Regions from separate parts of the Homo sapiens genome. Here region 2 is linked to region 1. The links are chromatin loops, found by intact Hi-C in ENCODE. Cell type or tissue: endothelial cell of umbilical vein. All regions are shown on one strand. Links, peaks and the distances in the headings refer to the core of each region. The heading gives the core; the rest is flanking DNA.

The links. Peaks named below come from ENCODE experiments on the same cell type or tissue, not always from the same donor. Only the 100,000 strongest peaks of a DNase experiment are listed, where the experiment ranks them.
Region 2: a loop joins it to region 1, with 2.0 times the contacts of the local background. A loop is called at or near these places in 7 of 110 quality-filtered maps.

Annotation. Positions count from the first base shown.
Region 1 is chr12:132,453,498-132,468,709 of GRCh38, reverse strand. LOC124903060 (a long non-coding RNA gene) reads right to left here and starts at 7,944. Exons shown (of 2, transcript XR_007063546.1): 1 at 5,544-7,944; 2 at 1,454-2,334. RefSeq lists enhancers at 2,857-2,976, 2,697-3,261. In endothelial cell of umbilical vein, for the core only: CTCF peaks have their summits at 7,756 and 7,956 (motif pointing left); no DNase peak of the experiment used is centred there.
Region 2 is chr12:132,522,817-132,525,316 of GRCh38, reverse strand. The region is part of intron 2 of FBRSL1 (fibrosin like 1); the gene reads right to left. Among named protein-coding and RNA genes, the nearest start is that of FBRSL1, 34 kb to the right of the region's middle. In endothelial cell of umbilical vein, for the core only: a CTCF peak has its summit at 1,269 (motif pointing right); no DNase peak of the experiment used is centred there.

The DNA of each region.
Region 1 (15,212 bases), core at 6,633-9,132:
TTTTTTTTTTTACTAGAGACAGGGTTTCAACATGCTGGTCAGGCTGGTCTCGAATTCCTGACCTCAAGTGATCCTCCCACCTCGGCCTCCCAAAGTGCTGGGATTACAGGCGTGAGCCGCCATGCCTGGCCATGGATATTGTAAATGTTCTTGTTTGTTGTATGTTTTCCTCACTGGGCTGTGCACTCCTGAGGGCGGGGCATCTGTCCCATTCTTCAGTGCTGGGTCCCCTGTGTCTGGGACAGTGTATACATACAGCAGGTGCATAATCAGTCTTGACTGGAAGGGTGAGGGAGTCAACGCACATGGCAGTCATTGGACTATGTGTCTGAGAAGCATAACTCACTTAATCTTGAAGTTCACTTATGGATTGAAGTGTGCGGTTCAGTGACTTTTAATATATTTACCGAGTTGTGTAACCATCACCACCATCTAATTTTAAATCATTTTCATCATCCCTAAAAGAAACTTCAGACCCACTAGCTGTCCCTCCCCCTATTCCTCCCACCCCAGCCCTGGTCCTGGCCGCAGGCTGCTCACCTGCATCTCTCTGTGGATCTGCCGGTTGTGGACATTTCACACACCTGCGTGCAGTCTTCTGTGCCTGCCTCTTTCACTCGCTGTGATGTTTAAGTTCACCCATGTTGTCATCTATATCGGTACTTACTTCCTTTTTTTTTTTGGAGATGAAGTCTTGCTCTTGTCACCCAGGCTGGAGTGCAGTGGCGTGATCTCGGCTCACAGCAACTTCTGCCTCTGGGGTTCAAGTGATTCTCCTGCCTTAGCCTCCCAAGTAGCTGGGACTACAGGTTTGCACCACCATGTCCTGCTAATTTTTTTTTTTTTGTATTTTTAATAGAGACAGGGTTTCTCCTCATTGGCCAGGCTGGTCTCGAACTCCTGACCTCAGACGATCCACCTGCCTCAGCCTCCCGAAGTGTTGGGATTACAGGCACGAGCCACTGTGCCCGGCCATCATTCCTTTTTACTGCTGACTAATAGTCTGCTGTGTGAATCCACCGCTAGAAACCCACTCATCAGTTGATGGTCATGTGGGTTGCTTCTGCTATTCGCTTATTATGAACAGTGCTGGAATAAACGTTCCTGTGCACTCTTGGGCATACGCCTAGGAGTGGAACTGCTGGGTCAAATGGTGACTTTACGTTTAACGTTCTGAGGAGCCGCCAGGCGTTTTAACACAGTGACTGCACCATTTCACATTCCTGCCAACAATGTGTGAGAATTCCAATTTCTCTACATCCCCAACATTTTCCTTTAAAAAAAAGAAAAAAGAAACATAGCCATCTAAGTGGATGTGGAGCAGACTGTCCCTCTGGTTTGGGTTTGCGTTGCTTTTATGGCTCATGATGTCTGAGTCTCTCTCCATGTGCTCATGGGGATTCGTATATCTACTTTGGGAAATGCTTATTCAAGTCCTTTGTCCACATTTGACTGGGTTGCTTGTCTTTTTATTTCATTTACTACGATGACAGCCCCTACATGGAAGGATTTTGTTTTTGTAATCCCATTACCCCGAGGTGAGAATGAATTGCCAGTTGCTCAAGGCCTTCAGCTCTTAGGGAGGAGCCTGGACCTGGAGCTGCTCCGGGCTCTGGCAAAGCTCCAATCCCGGCCTCAGTCCTTGAGGCCTGGTCCTCACCCAGCTTTCTCCTTCCACCGTGCCATGGAGGAAGCCCGACCTCCCTGCACGGCTGGCCTGGGGTTGTTCACGACTGAGTCCAGGTGTCCCCAGAACGGATGTCACTGGTCACAGTGTTCCTGGTAATAGGTGACCCCAGGCACAGGGTGTTCCTGATCATAGGTAACCCAGGCACAGGTGTCCCAGTCACAGGTGTCTCCAGGCACAGGTGTCCCCAGTCACAGGTGTCCCAGGTCACAGGCGTCCCCAGGCACAGGTGTCCCTGGTCACAGATGTCCCCAGGCACAGGTGTCCCAGGCACAGGTGTCTCCAGGCACAGGCGTCCCAGGTCACAGGTGTCCCCGGTCACAGGTGTCCCTGGTCACAGGTGTCTCCAGGCACAGGTGTCCCTGGTCACAGGTGTCCCCGGTCACAGGTGTCCCAGGTCACAGGTGTCCCCAGGCACAGGTGTCCCCGGTCACAGGTGTCTCCGGTCACAGGTGTCCCCAGGCATAGGTGTCCCTGGTCACAGGCACCCATGGTCACAGGTGTCCCCAGGCACAGGTGTCCTGGTCACAGGTGTCCCAGTCACAGCTGTCCCCGGTCACAGGTGTCTCCAGGCACAGGTGTTCCCGGTCACAGGTGTCCCCAGGCACAGGTGTCCCGGTCACAGGTGTCCCCAGGCACAGGAGTTCCTGGTCACAGGTGTCCCCAGGCACAGGCAGCCACAGGAAGCCGATGCAGGGAACAGAGAGAAACAGAGACACAAAGAAAAGAGAGTGAGAGACAGAAGAAATGGGAAACAGAAATGGTTGGAGAAAAGCATCCAGTAGAGATGAAGAGAGAGGAAGAGGAGGAGGGGGACGGGCAGCAGAGACCCAGGGAGGCTGCAGTGCCTGGACCCCTCACCACACTTTCCATTCTGCCCTTCCTGGGGAAGACTTCCAGAAAAGTGGGCCAGGCTGAGGGGACGATGAGGACACAGAGGCCCCAGGGGAGGGAGGGAGGAGCGGGCCACCCGGAGGGGCTGTGGTCAGCTCAAAGCCTCTGGAGTCAAGGATAAATCCTCTGACCTTTGACCTCCGACCTCCCTCTCCTTGGCTCCAGGCTCCCCACACAGCTTTCCATGACCAAATCTTACAGGAAGCTGAAGGGCAGTCCGGTGAGGGTCTGTAAGTCACCGCCAGGGCACAGAACGGAGGTTGGCAGGGGAGGAGAGACCCCTGGGCTGCCGTCTGCCTTCACCCTGCACATCAGGCCTGTGTGGGGGTGTCACCATCCTTCACTCCCTGGCATCTGATCCAAGATTACGCCTGGCAGGGCCTCTCCTCTGGGATTAGCTCCGGGAAAGCTCCCATCAGTGAAGGGAGGGGCTCAGGCTCTGTGCACACAGGGGTGCCCCCTTCCAGGGAGGGAGCAGCTCTCCCACATGGCAGAACACTCATTTCCTGTCAGTGCTCTCCTGAGCACACAAGGATTAAACTGAGCAGCAAGCACTCCAGGTGGCCGAGAGGCCCTGGGGGATGGGCCCCTTGCCCTGGCCTCCCCTGCAAGGCAGCTCCCGCCCCGGGGCCCTGCCTCTGAGAGCGAGGTGTGCAGGCTCTTCCTATGGGCTACCTGGCCCATCCCCAGAACGGCCTGCACTGTCCCTCCCCGACCTGCACCCAGACATGGACACTCACCCTCCCCAACCCCTGAGACATTCAGGTCCACACTGGGGCCTGGGCCCCCTCAAGTTGCATGGGGACTGGGGTGCCTTGGCGCCTCTTCTGTGAGTATTCCTACACACAGAGCCTGCTTCCTCTCCAACCTGCACCTAAACATGGACACTCACCATCCCCAACCCCCGAGACTTTCAGGTCCACACTGGGGCCTGGGCCCCCTCAAGTTGCATGGGGACTGGGCTGCCTCGGCGCCTCTTCTGTGAGTGTTCCTACACACAGAGCCTGCCTCCTGTCCGGGTGATGTTGGGTCGTCCTCCGCCTCTGGGAGCACCTGCAGGGGCTGTTGCTCTGGGCTCCCTGGAGATGCAAGCCCCCGGGCCTGCCTGCCTGTTCTGTGTGTATTCACTAAGCCCATGCCAGCGGGGGTCTCCGCAAGAAACAGGCACAGGCTGTGAGGGGGCTAATGAGGCCTGACTTCTCCAGGGGCAGGCAGGACGGGAGCCCATGAGGGTTGCTGAGGACCCAGGGATGTGCACTGTGGGAAGCCACCACCACCCAGAAGCCGGCAAGGGCAAGGGAGAAGTTAGTGGTGCCAGAACATGGCTAAACGAGGCAGCCATGGAAAGGGGATGCAGACAGGAAGTGGAGAGGAAGGCGGTTCTCCAGGAGCCCTAGGACCTGCTCTGGGGCTGCTGCTGCTGAGCCCAACTGGGAACCAGAGCACAGGATAATGGTGACACTGGTGATGATGGCGATGGAGATGATTATGATGGTGATGATGATGGTGATGGTGGTGATGATGGTGATGATGATGGTGACGGTGGTGATGGTGATGGTGATGATGGTGATGATGGTGACGGTGGTGATGGTGCTGATGATGATGGTGATGCTGATGGTGATGGTGACGGTGATGATGATGGTGACGGTGATGATGGTGATGATGGTGATGGTGATGCTGATGGTGGTGGTGGTGATGATGGTGGTGATGATGATGATGATGATGGTGATGATGGTGATGCTGATGGTGATGATGGTGATGGTGATGATGGTGATGATGATGGTGATGGTGATGATGATGATGGTGATGGTGGTGATGATGGTGATGGTGATGATGATGATGGTGATGGTGATGATGATGGTGATCGTGATGATGATGATGGTGATGGTGATGATGGTGATGCTGATGGTGATGATGATGATGATGATGATGATGATGATGATGATGATGATGATGATGATGATGATGATGATGATGATGATGATGATGATGATGATGATGATGATGATGATGATGATGATGATGATGATGGTGGTGATGATGGTGATGGTGATGATGATGATGGTGATGATGGTGATGCTGATGGTGATGATGATGATGGTGATGGTGATGATGGTGATGATAGTGACTGTGATGGTGATGATGGTGATGGTGGTGATGATGGTGATGGTGATGGTGACTGTGATGGTGATGGTGGTGATGGTGATGGTGGTGATGATGGTGATGATGGTGATGCTGATGGTGATGATGATGGTGATGGTGATGATGGTGATGATGGTGACTGTGATGGTGATGATGGTGATGGTGGTGGTGATGATGATGGTGATGATGGTGATGGTGATGGTGGTGATGGTGATGATGGTGATGGTGATGATAGTGATGATGATGGTGATGATGGTGATGCTGATGGTGATGATGGTGATGATGCTTATGATGATGGTGATGATGGTGATGGTGATGATGATGATGGTGACTGTGATGGTGATGATGGTGATGATGGTGATGGTGATGATGGTGATGGTGATGGTGATGCTGATGGTGATGATGGTGATGGTGATGCTGATGGTGATGATGGTGATGGTGATGGTGATGATGGTGATGATGGTGATGGTGATGGTGATGGTGATGATGGCAATGGTGATGATGGTACTGATAATGATGGTGATGCTGATGATGATGGTGATAGTGCTGTTATTTAATCCAGTTCAGATTCCTAGTTAGGCTCCCCTGTTTCTCCTCAGGCACACTGTGGGTCACTGGCTGGTATGTATGGGTGGTCAGAATGCCTGTGTCCAATCTGTGTTGTACTCTTTTTCTCAAAGAGAACTCAGCTATGCTTTCACAAGGAGGGGGTTGTGGGAGGAAGAGTCTGCCAGGAGAGAAAGCTGGATATGCTGGCACCAGGAAAGAGCCTCTTAGTTTACTGTCCCCAGGCAGCATCCCCATCCACATCTGAGCTCACCTTCTGGGTGCTTGCCCAGGGGGCCTTTTGAATCTCAGCATCTCTGGAACAAGACTAAGGCTGGGAGACATCTGGAGTGGAGTTTCTGTCCAGCAATGGCAAGTTCCCTGCTGAAGCTGAGAATGGGGAAGGCATGGCTCTCAGGGCTGAGCGCCCTTGTGCTGGGCGGTTCACCCGTCAGCAGGAAGGGGGAGGGCACTTTGCTCTTCATGGTCAGCCTTATGCTGTGGGGATTTCCTGAAGAGCGCACCTTAGTATTTTGCCACCCAGCTTCCAGTCATTCTTTGGGTTAATCAAGAATGCATTCAGCTGCAAGTATTAGAAAACCTAGTAATTAAGCAACAAAGGCTTTTGATTCTCTTAATCAGAAGCTCCGAGTTACAGTATTTGAGGCTGGTTAACCAGTTCACCCATGTTTTCAGGGGTTTGCTCTGCCATCCTCAGGGTGTTAGATTTTTACCTAACTGTTTTGGTGAGGTATAACACACTAACAGAAAAATGCACAGCTCCTTGAATTCTCACAAAATGTTGTGTGTTACATGTTACAAATGTAACAATCAGGAAATAGAATATTACTAGCAGTGTTGGCTTTTGTTTCTCCTACTTGATGTCTTATTGACCCAACAAGGCTGCTGCAGCTCCAGGCATCATGTCCACATTCCAGCACCCTGTGCAGAGAGGCAAGTAAGCAGTGGTGTAGCAGCCAGAGCTCCCACCTGGCTTCTCAAATCTCATTGACCAGAAGAGTGTCTCATGGCATTGCTTGTGGTGAAGGAAGCTGGGAAAGTGGAAATCAGGCAAAGGGGATGGATTTACTGTGACTGTCTCAACCCAAATAGAATTCATCACAAGGCTGGGGGATGGAGTCTATCTTTCCTGAGACCAAGAGGTTTCTGCCTCTTATTGGAACAAAACTGGGGTTCTCTGAGCAGGACAGAGGAGGCGCGGGTGGCTACGTGGTGGGCAGTAGCACTGTGTACCATGCCCTGCCTTTGGCAACAGTTTCCCATTTTCCTCTGGGAAACGCTGCTCTCCTGTGTTCCGCCCATGAAGTTAGGGAGGTTCAACTCCATCCTTGGGTCCAGGTGTGAGTGTGTCCCTTAGGCGTTGCCAGTGGGAGCACCCCGTTCCTCTTTGCCCCACGATTGGCCCAGTCTTGGGGCATGGCCCAGGACCTCGATGGCAGTGAGTGGAATAAAGTTCCCTCCTTCCCTCAGGTCTTGGGGCAGGAGGTGTAGGCTTGGGTTTTTGTGTGCTCGCATGGAGGATGGTGGGCAAAGACACAGAGAGACAAAGACCGGAGGACACCGGTAGCCTCTGGATGCATCCATACTTGAAGCTGACGCTGCTCATGGACTTCACAGATGCACGGTTCATTGCATTCCCTCACTGCGTAAGCTGAGTTTTCTGCCACAGGCCACATCTTACTGGAAGAATGCTGTCTGGAATGCCACTATCACCTACCAGAGCTGAGGGAGCCACAGAAGGGGGATGCGACCCAGTTCTCCAGCTCCTGGGCCTCGAGCCCTGATCCTCCCTCCCCAGGCTCCTGGCGGCCCCTCACTCAGGGCTGAGGCCACGAACTGCCTGCTCAGGTCAGGAGACAGACTTGAGGGGTCTGGCACCCACAGCTGTCAGGAACCAAGCTGTCCTTTTCTTTGTTTATACATCAAATATTTCCTGAGCTGCCCTGAACTCCAGCATTTATCTCAGGTTATGGAGAACCCACAGGTGAACGAGCTTCCAGACACCCGTGTCTCTGAATGTTCCTTTTTTGCTGTTGCTGCAAATGGCAGACACCCAACTTTAACTTCAACTGACTTGGGCAGAAAAAGGGCCACACTGGAAGGATCCTGGAGGTTGTCCAATTGGAGGAAGGCTGAACAAAGAACTCCTCAGGAGGTCAGGTGTGGGTGGGCCTCAGGAGCAGCTGGAAGGGGGGTGCAAACGTGCTTCATGCGGTTAGGACTTGTTTTGTTTTTTGTTTGTTTGTTTTGAGATGGAGTCTCGCTCTGTCACCAGACTGGAGTGCAGTGGTGCGATCTCGGCTCACTGCAACCTCCACCTCCTGGGTTCAAGCAATTCTCCTGCCTCAGCCTCCTGAGTAGCTGGGACTACAGGCACGTGCCACCACGCCTGGCTAATCTTTGTATTTTTAGTAGAGACAAGGTCTCACCATGTTGGCCAGGCTGGTCTCGAACTCCTGAGATCCAGGTGATCTCGCCCGCCTCGGCCTCCCAAAATGCTGGGATTCCAGGCATGAGCTGCCGTGCCTGGCCTATGGTTAGGAATCCGTAGCTGCTTTTGCTGCTGCGTCCCTCTGTCTCTCTGTCCCGTGTCTTTCCAGGCACAGCCTCTTCCCAGGCGGCGTGAAATATGGAAACGTGCCCTACAGCACCCCCTGTTGGAGAGAGGTGAGCTTTCTTCCACAACCTGGTTCCAAAGTCCCAGGGAAGGGCTCTGATTGGCTTAAACAGCAGTGTTGTTGAGATACGTATAATTCACATACACGATTTACCCATTTAAAGTGTAAGATTCAGAAGTTTTTGGGATTATTTTTTAAGAATTGTAAAATATATATGGCATAAAATGTGCCATTGTAACCGTTGTGAACGTGCCTGGAGTGGCCTTAATTCCAGTCACACTGTTGTGCCGTCACTGCCACCATCTGTTTCTGAGTCTTTTTCATTGCCCCAAAAAGAAACCCTGTGACTGTTAACCAATAACTCTCCATTCCCTCCTCCGCAGCCCCTGCTGGCAATGGATAATTTTTTGGTTTCATGCACCTTTTGGGATGAACTCATGTGAAAAATCACTGTTTTGGCCAGGTGCAGTGGTGCACGCCTGTAATCCCAGCACTTTGGGAGGCCGAGGTGGGCGGATCACGAGGTCAGGAAATCGAGACCATCCTGGCTAACATGGGGAAACCCCGTCTCTAGTAAAAATACAAAAAATTAGCTGGGCGTGGTGGTGGGTGCCTGTAGTCCCAGCTACTTGGGAGGCTGAGGCAGGAGAATGGCGTCAACCCGGGAGGCGGAGCTTGCAGTGAACCGAGATTGCGCCACTGCACTCCAGCCTGGGTGACAGAGTGAGACTCCGTCTCAAAAAAAAAAAAAAAAGAAAAGAAAAAAAGAAAAATCACTGTGTTTCTCTGACGTTCTAATTTAATTGGTTATCCTGTCTTTTACCCGGCAACTCTGCCTAGCAGGGGGTGGGGGCCGTGAGCCACAGCACCCTCCATAACACAGTCTGCTGCTTTGGGCCCAGCTTAGGGGGCTGAAAGGTGAGGCCTGGGTGAGCACAGGGTCCACACGGTGGTCCGGCATGGTGGCAAGGCCAGGGAGGGCCTGCCTGGGATAGAGGTGCGAAAGGGGGAGAGACAGGCGGAGAACGCTGCACACTCAGCACTCGGCTCTTTGCTGGAGACTGGGTTTTCTCTGGTTGGTTTTTGTGTTCATGAGTGTCGTGGGCACTGGATGCCCCCCCGACCCTCCCCACTGCTGGGAACGCTGGGACGTCACTGCATGTGTCCTCAGCCGTGTCCTCCCCAGGACTGCCCTCCGCTGCAGAGAGCCCCCCTGCACAAGGTTACACCCCTCCCAAGGTGGTCTCAGCCTGGGGCAGTGCTGACAGCGTCTCAGCCCAGGGCGTCCTGTGGGTCGGCCGGGCCGGTTGGGTCAGCTGCACTCTACACACCCTGCCTTCCTCACCTCCTACATCTGCCTCCTAAGATCACGCCCTGATAAACCTGCTCCCAGCCCAGCTCCTTCGCAGGGCCTGTCTCCAGGAGATCCAAGCTAAGACCCGAAGTACGTGGGCGGCTTTGGGAGTTTTGCTTTCTGTGGCTCCTCCGGCCGCTGCTTCCACGGTGACGGGCCTGAGATGGGCTGGCTGCTGCCTCTGGCCTTTCCTCATGTCCGCCGCTGTCCGCGTCTGCTTTTTAAACATAGATAGGATCATGCTTTGAGTTTATAAAGGGACAAAAATGTCCTGTGCCTTCCAAAGGTTCAGCAGACACAAAAGCCTTTGTGTGCTGAGCAGTGCGGAATAGAACTAGACCACACAAAACTGGAGAAATCGGGCTGGGCGTGGTGGTGGCACCTGTGGTCCTAGCTACTCCGAAGGCTGAGGCCAGAGGACGGCTTGAGCCCAGGAATTCCAGACTGCAGTGAGCTAAGATCGCACCTGCACTGCAGCCTGGGGGACAGAGCAAGACCCTGTCTCTGAAAGAAAAAAAAAAAAAAAAAAGGAATTTCAAGAGAAATTTGATAAAACCCATCACAGGGGAGGCATCCTGCCCTCTCCGGACAGGACAGGTGCGGTGGCCATTGGCCATTCTTTGCCTACCCAGCATCTGAACCCATATCCTGTGTAGGGAATTCTCCACCTCACGGGCAGGTGGGACGCAGAGGCAGTGTCTTGCTGTTAAAGCCAAAAGTGTGATGCTCAGTTTCCTGCCCCCCAACCCCTGAGGTCCCAGGGGCCTGTCCCAGGCTCAGCTTTCGGGCACCACCACTCCTGGACAATGAGCTGGGAGCGGACGGCATGGAGGGTGCACTGTGGTGGGGTGGACCCAGCAGAGTGCAGCCGGGGCCTGAGGCCAGCACAGGGCTGAGGTGCTGCTGGCAGCGTTCATATTTGCACTCAGCCACTAACCCCAACAGATCACTCCATCCCTCGGCCTCAGTCTCCTCACCTGTAAAGGGGGAGGATAGCAGCACCTCCCTCGTGGATGCTGCAAAGACCAGATGAGTTAAAGAAGTGTGGAGAAGAGTGCCAGACACACAGGGAATGCTACGTGTGTGTGGGAAATGCTCAATCAATACTGACAGCACACAGAATGTTTGAAGGAGCGGAAACCGGATTCGATATATACCTGTATTCATAAGGCTGAGATTTCAATACGTATCTGCATCTCTCTCTACTTAAGATATGAAGCTTCACAGCCATCTGTCCACCCACCTGCCCGCCCAGCCACATCACCCGCCCATCCACTCACCCGCCCACTCGCTCACCCATCACCCACCCACCCGTCCACCCACCTGTCCACCTACCCACCCGTCCATTCACCCACCCACCCACTCACCCACCCACCCGCTCACCCGCCCGTCCACCCACCTGGTCACCTACCCACCCGTCAACTCACCCACCCACCCGCTCACCTGCCCGTCCACCCACCCGTCCACCTACCCACCCGTCCACTCACCCACCCACCCGCTCACCCACCCACCCGCTCACCTGCCTGTCCACCCACCTGTCCACCTACCCACCCGTCCACTCACCCACCCATCCGCTCACCTGCCCATCCACCCACCTGTCTACCTACCCACCCGTCCACTCATCCACCCACCCACTCACCCGCCCGTCCACCCACCCACCCACTCACCTGCCCGTCCACCCACCTGTCCACTCACCCACCCACCCGCTCACCCGCCCATCCACCCACCTGTCCACCCAATCCACTCACCCGCCCATCCACCCACCTGTCCACCCAATCCACTCATCCACCCAGCCACTCACCCGCCCGTCCACTCACCCACCCACCCACTCACTCGCCCGTCCACCCACCCACCCATCCACTCCCGCACCCACCCACCCACCCAGCCATCCACTCACCTGCCCGCCCGCCCACCCAGCCACTCACCCGCCCATCCACCCACCTGCCCGCCCGTCCACCCACCCACCCACCCACTCCCCCGCCCGTTCGAGCCCAAGGACTGGGGGGCGTGGAAGCCAACGGAGCCCTCTCTCCCGACGCCTCACCATGTGAGAGCTTCCTGTGGCTGCCGGAGCAAGTGACCGCAACGCCGCACAGATTTATCATCTCGCAGCTCTGGAGGTTGGAAGCCCAGTGTGGGGCGAGCAAGGCCGGTTCTGCTGGGGCCTGGGGAGGACCCGCCGCCTGCCTCGTCAGCCCCAGGAGTGGCCCGTCCGGGCCAGGCCCTCCCTCCGTCTTCAGAGCCTCGGCGGCCGCAGAGACTCCCTGCAGCGTCTCCCGGCCTCGTCTCCTGCCTCCTCCTCCCCATTCGAGGACCCTTGTGATTGCACTGGGCCCACGGATAATCCGGGTAATTGTGTTTTAAGGTCAGCTGATTAGCAGTTTTTCCATCTGCAGCCTTAACTCCCCCGCCCGGTAACCCGACACAGGCGCAGGCTCTGGGGATTAGCACGGCGGCCACGTCTGACCTCCATCCAGCACGAGCTCCCTTCTCCACGCAGAGGCACCTTCTTGGGTGCTGGGGCCGGGATGAGACTGGTCTGGGGCACGACTCAGCCTCATCAAGTCCTGGGGACAGCACCCAGCACCAGGAGCTCCACACCCCCCGGCCAGGTGGTCCTGCTCAGCCTGGGGTGAGGGCAGGAGCTGTCTCCTCACTCTGCTCCACAGGACCCTCAGCCACACCAGGCCTCTCGCCCCCATGGACCCCTCGCCCTGTGGGGCCCTGACCTCTTCTCTGGCAGATGAGTGCGCTGGGGTCCAGCGTCTGAACCTCACTTCTGCTGTGAGACTGTGAACACCTGTGCTTGCCGAGGGTCTGTGAGCCTCAGGTGCAGGGAGTTGCTGTCTAGGCCCCTCTGCTGAGCTCCCCGGGTCACCTCTGTGTCGGTCATCAGCTGCTCAGCTGGGCGGAGGTCTCACCTGGCCTCACTCACACATTGGGAGCTGTTGCCGGCTGCCGCACGGTTCCTCTCACGCAGCCCTGAGTCCCCAGGGCTTCCACGGCACGAAGGGAGAGTGGACGGCCTCCCGAGGTCATGCCCCATCCTAAGGTCAAAGCCAGATGCCAGGGCAGCTCTGACTGGAGGGGAAGCAGACCCCGCACTGAGCTCCATGTTCATACACACACACACAGATTCGTGCACACCCACTCACACCCGTGTTCACACACACGCGCCCACAGGCACACAAGCGCACACACATCCACACACACACGTCCAAATGCACTGCGGCAATGCACATGCATACATATCCACACGCATCACACACGTCCACACACACACGTCCAAATGCACTGATGCAATGCACATGCATACATATCCACACGCATCACACACGTCCACACACACATGCAGACACCACACGCACACGTCCACATGCACACATCCATGTTCACACACACGTTCACATGCACACACGCGCACACACATCCACACACACACGTCCAAATGCACTGCTGCAATGCACATGCATACATATCCACATGCATCACACACGTCCACACACACATACGCACACACATGCACACACACATCCACATGCACATGCATCCACTTGCATACACATGCCCACATGCACACATCCATGTTCACATGCACACACACGTTCACATGCACAGACGCACACACACACAAGTCCACACACACATGCAGACACACCACACGCACACGTCCACATGCACACATCCATGTTCACACACACACGTTCACATGCACACACACGCACACACACACAAGTTCACACACACGTCCAAATGCACTGACGCAATGCACATGCATACATATCCACACGCATCACACACGTCCACACACATACGCACACACATGCACACACACATCCACATGCACACGCATCCACTTGCATACACACGCCCACATGCACACATCCATGTTCACACACACGTTCACATGCACACACATGCACACACACACAAGTTCACACACACATGCAGACACAACACACGCACACACATCCACATGCACACACATATGTCCACACGCACACACATCCACATACATGTTCACACACGTTCACATGCACACATACACAGGGTCTGCTGTTGGCAGGCATAACTCATGGATCCTAGACCTTTCTGTGGTCCCCAGTCGGTGTCTGTCCAGGTGCTGCTGTGAGGTTGGAGCTACTGCCCCCGGCTGTTCCTGGTGGCCCTGACCCCACTCTCCTCAGCCTGGGCCTCTGACCAGGGTCAACAGCTTCCTCTCCCCTGGCAGTGTCTGCTCCTTGGAAACCAGGGGTCCCCCTGACCTGCTGCCCCTCCCAGAGGTCGTGCCCAGACCTGCATCGTCCCCACTGGACTCTGCTCTCAGAGGGTGACAGATTCCCCCATGTTTACCTGGGACCCCCACGGCCCACTTCGTCTTGGGGAACACGGGTGGCTGGTCACCCTGGCTCCCACCCCATCTGCAACCGGCTACCCCTGGCCTTCCAGTTGCTGGCTTAGCATGGAGGAGAGCCCTGGGGTGGCCGCAGCCTCCCCCAGCTGCCCCCTGCACGGCCGGGCTGCTCAGAGCTGCCTCTGGCCTCAGACTCCCCGGGAGATGCAGAACCCACTTCCTCACCCTGCCCACCCTCCAAGCTGCCTGCCTGGAAGCCAAAGGCAGCCCTCACTCTTACCACAGAGAAGAGCAAACTCAGGGAGGGACGCTGGGCAGAGGGAGGGGCTCCAAGGACACAGGGGTTGGGGGAGGGGTCTAAATAGCATCTGGTCAGAGGAGGCCGGTGCTGGTACCCTGTGCAGCCCAGTGCAGCACCTCCCCCAGAATAAAAGCCAAATCCTCCTGCGACCACACCCCAACACTCATCACATCTACCCCAACCCTAATCCCAGCACTAACCCTAAACCTGACACCACTGCCCCCTCACCCCCAACACCCATCACATCTACTCCAACCCTAAACCTAACACCCCCGTTCCCTCAACCCCCACACCCATAACATCTACCCCAACCCTAATCCTAACATCCCCGCCCCCTCACCCCCAACACCCATCACATCTACTCCAACCCTAATCCTAGCGCTAACCCTAAACCTAACTCTCTCCCCGCTCACCCGCCAACACCCATCACATCTACCCCTAACCCTAATCCTAACAACACCCACGCCCCTCACCCCCACCACCAATCACACCTAACCCTAACCCCTAACTGTCCCTCCTCAGGACCTAAGACTGGCTGTCTCCTTGGCGCCAAGAGCTGTTCCGCCTGACTCCATCCATCTCTCTTCTTCTGGCCCATGAACTCAGACACGGCCTTCCCAGGAGGCCCGGGCTGGGGGTGGGGGGCAGAGTCGGCCACAGCTGTCTTGTGTCCCTGGCTCCGAGCAGGCATCTCTCCACCCCATCACTGCTGACCAAGCCTGCTGTGCTCTGCCCAGCCCCTGGGATGCACTTGGGATGGTTAACTAGCTAGTTTCCTTGGCAGGGTGCAGGCCAAGCACCCAGAGGGAGCGGCAGGGCTGCGGGATGCTCCCCTCCACCTCAGGGCCTGCCACCTGCAGGCTGAGCCCGGGCACCGATGCCAGCAGCCCTCCAGCCCCAGCCCTAAGGCCCGGCTCCCCAGGGCCAGGGAGGTTAATTGGAGCAGCAGGCCTGGAGCCACTGCAGGGCTCCTGGCTCCAATCAACCTCCCCGTGTGAGGAGTAACAAAGCCCCAAAGGCGTTGGCCGGTCACCTCAGCCCCACAAACCGCAGGCACTCACTTCCCGGCTCATGACGGATTCTGGAATTCAGTTACATCAGCCGCCCTCTGGCTCCTGGGTTCCTGGAGAGGCTGGCCCAGGAAGGTGATCAGGAGCCCGGCTGGCGAGCCTGGCCTGACAGCAGCCTGGGAGACCCTTGGCCACGGAGGCTGCCCCCCACCCCCCGACAGGACCCAGACCTCCCTGGAGCTGGGAGGCACCACAGACATGTGGGACACAGCCGTGAACCGGAGA
Region 2 (2,500 bases), core at 1-2,500, 63 kb before region 1:
TCGCACCACCCCATCTGGCTGTACAGGGCTATGACCTCCAGGTCGAGCCTCAGTGCCACCCACTGTCCCCTGGCTGTGCCCACAGCACCTCCTTCGGTCGGCTCCATGCCAGAGCAAGCAGCGAGGTGGTGGTGGGACCTGCCTGACCCTGGCCATGGGCCCTTGGGCCACTGCTCGGCCTCCCCGTGCCTCAGTTTCATCACCTGCTGAAGGGAGCACCCATACTCCCTTCACCCCACCCCCACGCCCCACGCCCACCGCCACCACCCCTGACACCAGCCAACATGGGCGCCGATGCGTGCCAGGGCCTGGCCCGGGCGCTTTGCACACACTCACACATTTGCTCACACGGTGGCCCCGAGTAGAAACTATTTTCCTTTACATTTCACGGATGAGAAAACAGAGGCGCAGACAGGTTAAGTGACCATGCAGGGACCAGACCCCGAGCCCTGCATGTATTTACTTTTTTTACTTGGAAATAATTTCAAACCTGCACAAAGCTGAGGGAAGTGAGAGGCCAGAGCTCCTGCTGGCCAGCGCCCAGCAGGGACGCCCCTGCACAGCCAGCGCCCAGACTCACGTGGAAGCCCAGCGGTCTCCCTCTCTGGCCAACTTGGATCTGGAACAATTCTGCACCTTGTAGTGACACGCCCCAGCACATCTGGGCCCCCAGGCCTCGCATGCCAGGGCCCCTGGTGAGGTTCTTTACTTTGAGTCATCCAAGTCAGGAGCACGCCCCAGCCCGGGGAAACCCGTCCCAGGACTGGCTGGTGTGGCTCGCTGCAGCCATGAGCCTGGCTCCCTGCCGACCTTCGGCTCAGCCAGAGGCCCGCTCTGTGCACCTCCTGCAGCAACAGGCCTCCCTGGGTGGCTGACAGGGTGCACACAAGGCAGACGGTGCCAGTGCGAATTAAGGGATGTCACCCAGGCCCCTGAGGTCAAATGCCCCCGGCCCATGAGGTCCATCAAGCCGCACAGTAGCAGGCACCCACACTGGAGGAGGCCCTGGCCGGGCAGGGATGCAGCCCCGAGGAGTCTGAGCCTTACTGGGCGGGAGCCGGGGGCAGGGTGGTGGGCTAGTGACCTGCTCAGCTGCACAGTAGCCCTCACAGGCCCTGGCCAGGCTGCCCGGCTCTTCCTGGCACTGTGGCCTCGGGCAAGCGACTGGCCTGCCCCAGCCTCAGTTTCGGCATCTGTAACTGTAACATTCGGGAACCCTGGCAGGGCCCCTCGGTGCAATGAGGTTTAGGTGGAGGCACGGCCTGTGCAGCAGAGCCCGGGGCCGGCACCTTCCAGGCCACCAGGGGTCACTGTTGTCACCAGCTGGACTCTCACAACCTCTCCTTTCTCACCCCCGGAGCTGGCACCACGGTCCCAGCTGGGCAGCCCTGCCCACCGGGTCCCACACTTGCTGCCCTGCTGGGGCCATCAGGGGTTCTGTCCACCTCTGCAGGAAGCCACGTGTCCCACTCCTAGCGGTTCTCAACGCGGGGTCCCGGGAATGCATCATCGTCTCCCAGAGCCTGCAAGGAATGAGTTTCCAGCCCGCTCCAGGAACCGTGTATCACCGGCCCCCTGGGGAGTCTGACCATTGGCGATGGCCCCATGAGCCCTGCACTCACTTCTAGGGACAGAGGCTCAGGGCAGTACCTGGCAGCGATGGGAAAGGCTGCCACAGGGCTGCTGAGTATAGTGGTGCAGGCTGCTCACTGCCCAAGGACACCTGGCCGATGGGAAGGGAGGTGGGTCGGAAACACCCACACAGCTGAGCCGTGAGGAGTAGGGCACCTCTCTACACTTCACACCCACACAAAAGCCACCTCCGGTCAGGGCTGGGCGCAGATGGAACGCGTCACCCCCATGCCACAGAGGGGCTCGGTGGGCTGCCCTGCGTGTGCTCCTCCCAAACCCGGAGGCCCTGAAAGGTGGCCAGGCCGGTCGTGGGGTGGGGTCTCTTCCCCTTCCTCGGGTGGCCGGTTTTAGCTCTGAAAGTCCCACGTCTCGAAAAACCCTGTAGAACTGGGAATCTGTGTCCTGGTCACCCCACTCTGTCCCCAGGCAGGACCTCAAACAGCCAAGGTGGCTGCCCTCAGCCCAGCCGCTTCTCAGTGCTGCCAGCCACACCAGGGGCCGGGGAGGCCACACGTCCACTCCCAGCAGGAGCTGGAGGGACAAGATCACAGTCCCTGGATGACAAGTCCACGTCTGGGGCCAGAGGGGGCCCCTTTTGCCCTGGAGGGTGGGCAGGAGCTACTGCACCTGTGCCCACCCCAGCCTTGTGGTCTGCCCACCTATCTGTCCACCCGTCCAACCGATGCTTATGGAGCCCTGACGAGCCAGGTACCGTTCTGGGCAGTGAGCAGAGCCGACCCAAGCCCCTGCCCCCCCTAGAGTGACAAAGGAGTGACTGTTCCCAGTGCACACAGAAGGTGGCTCCGTCTGCCAGGCGGCAGGTGCGGGGGGAAAGGCAGCGCAGGCCGGGGAGGGCCCCGGACACAGC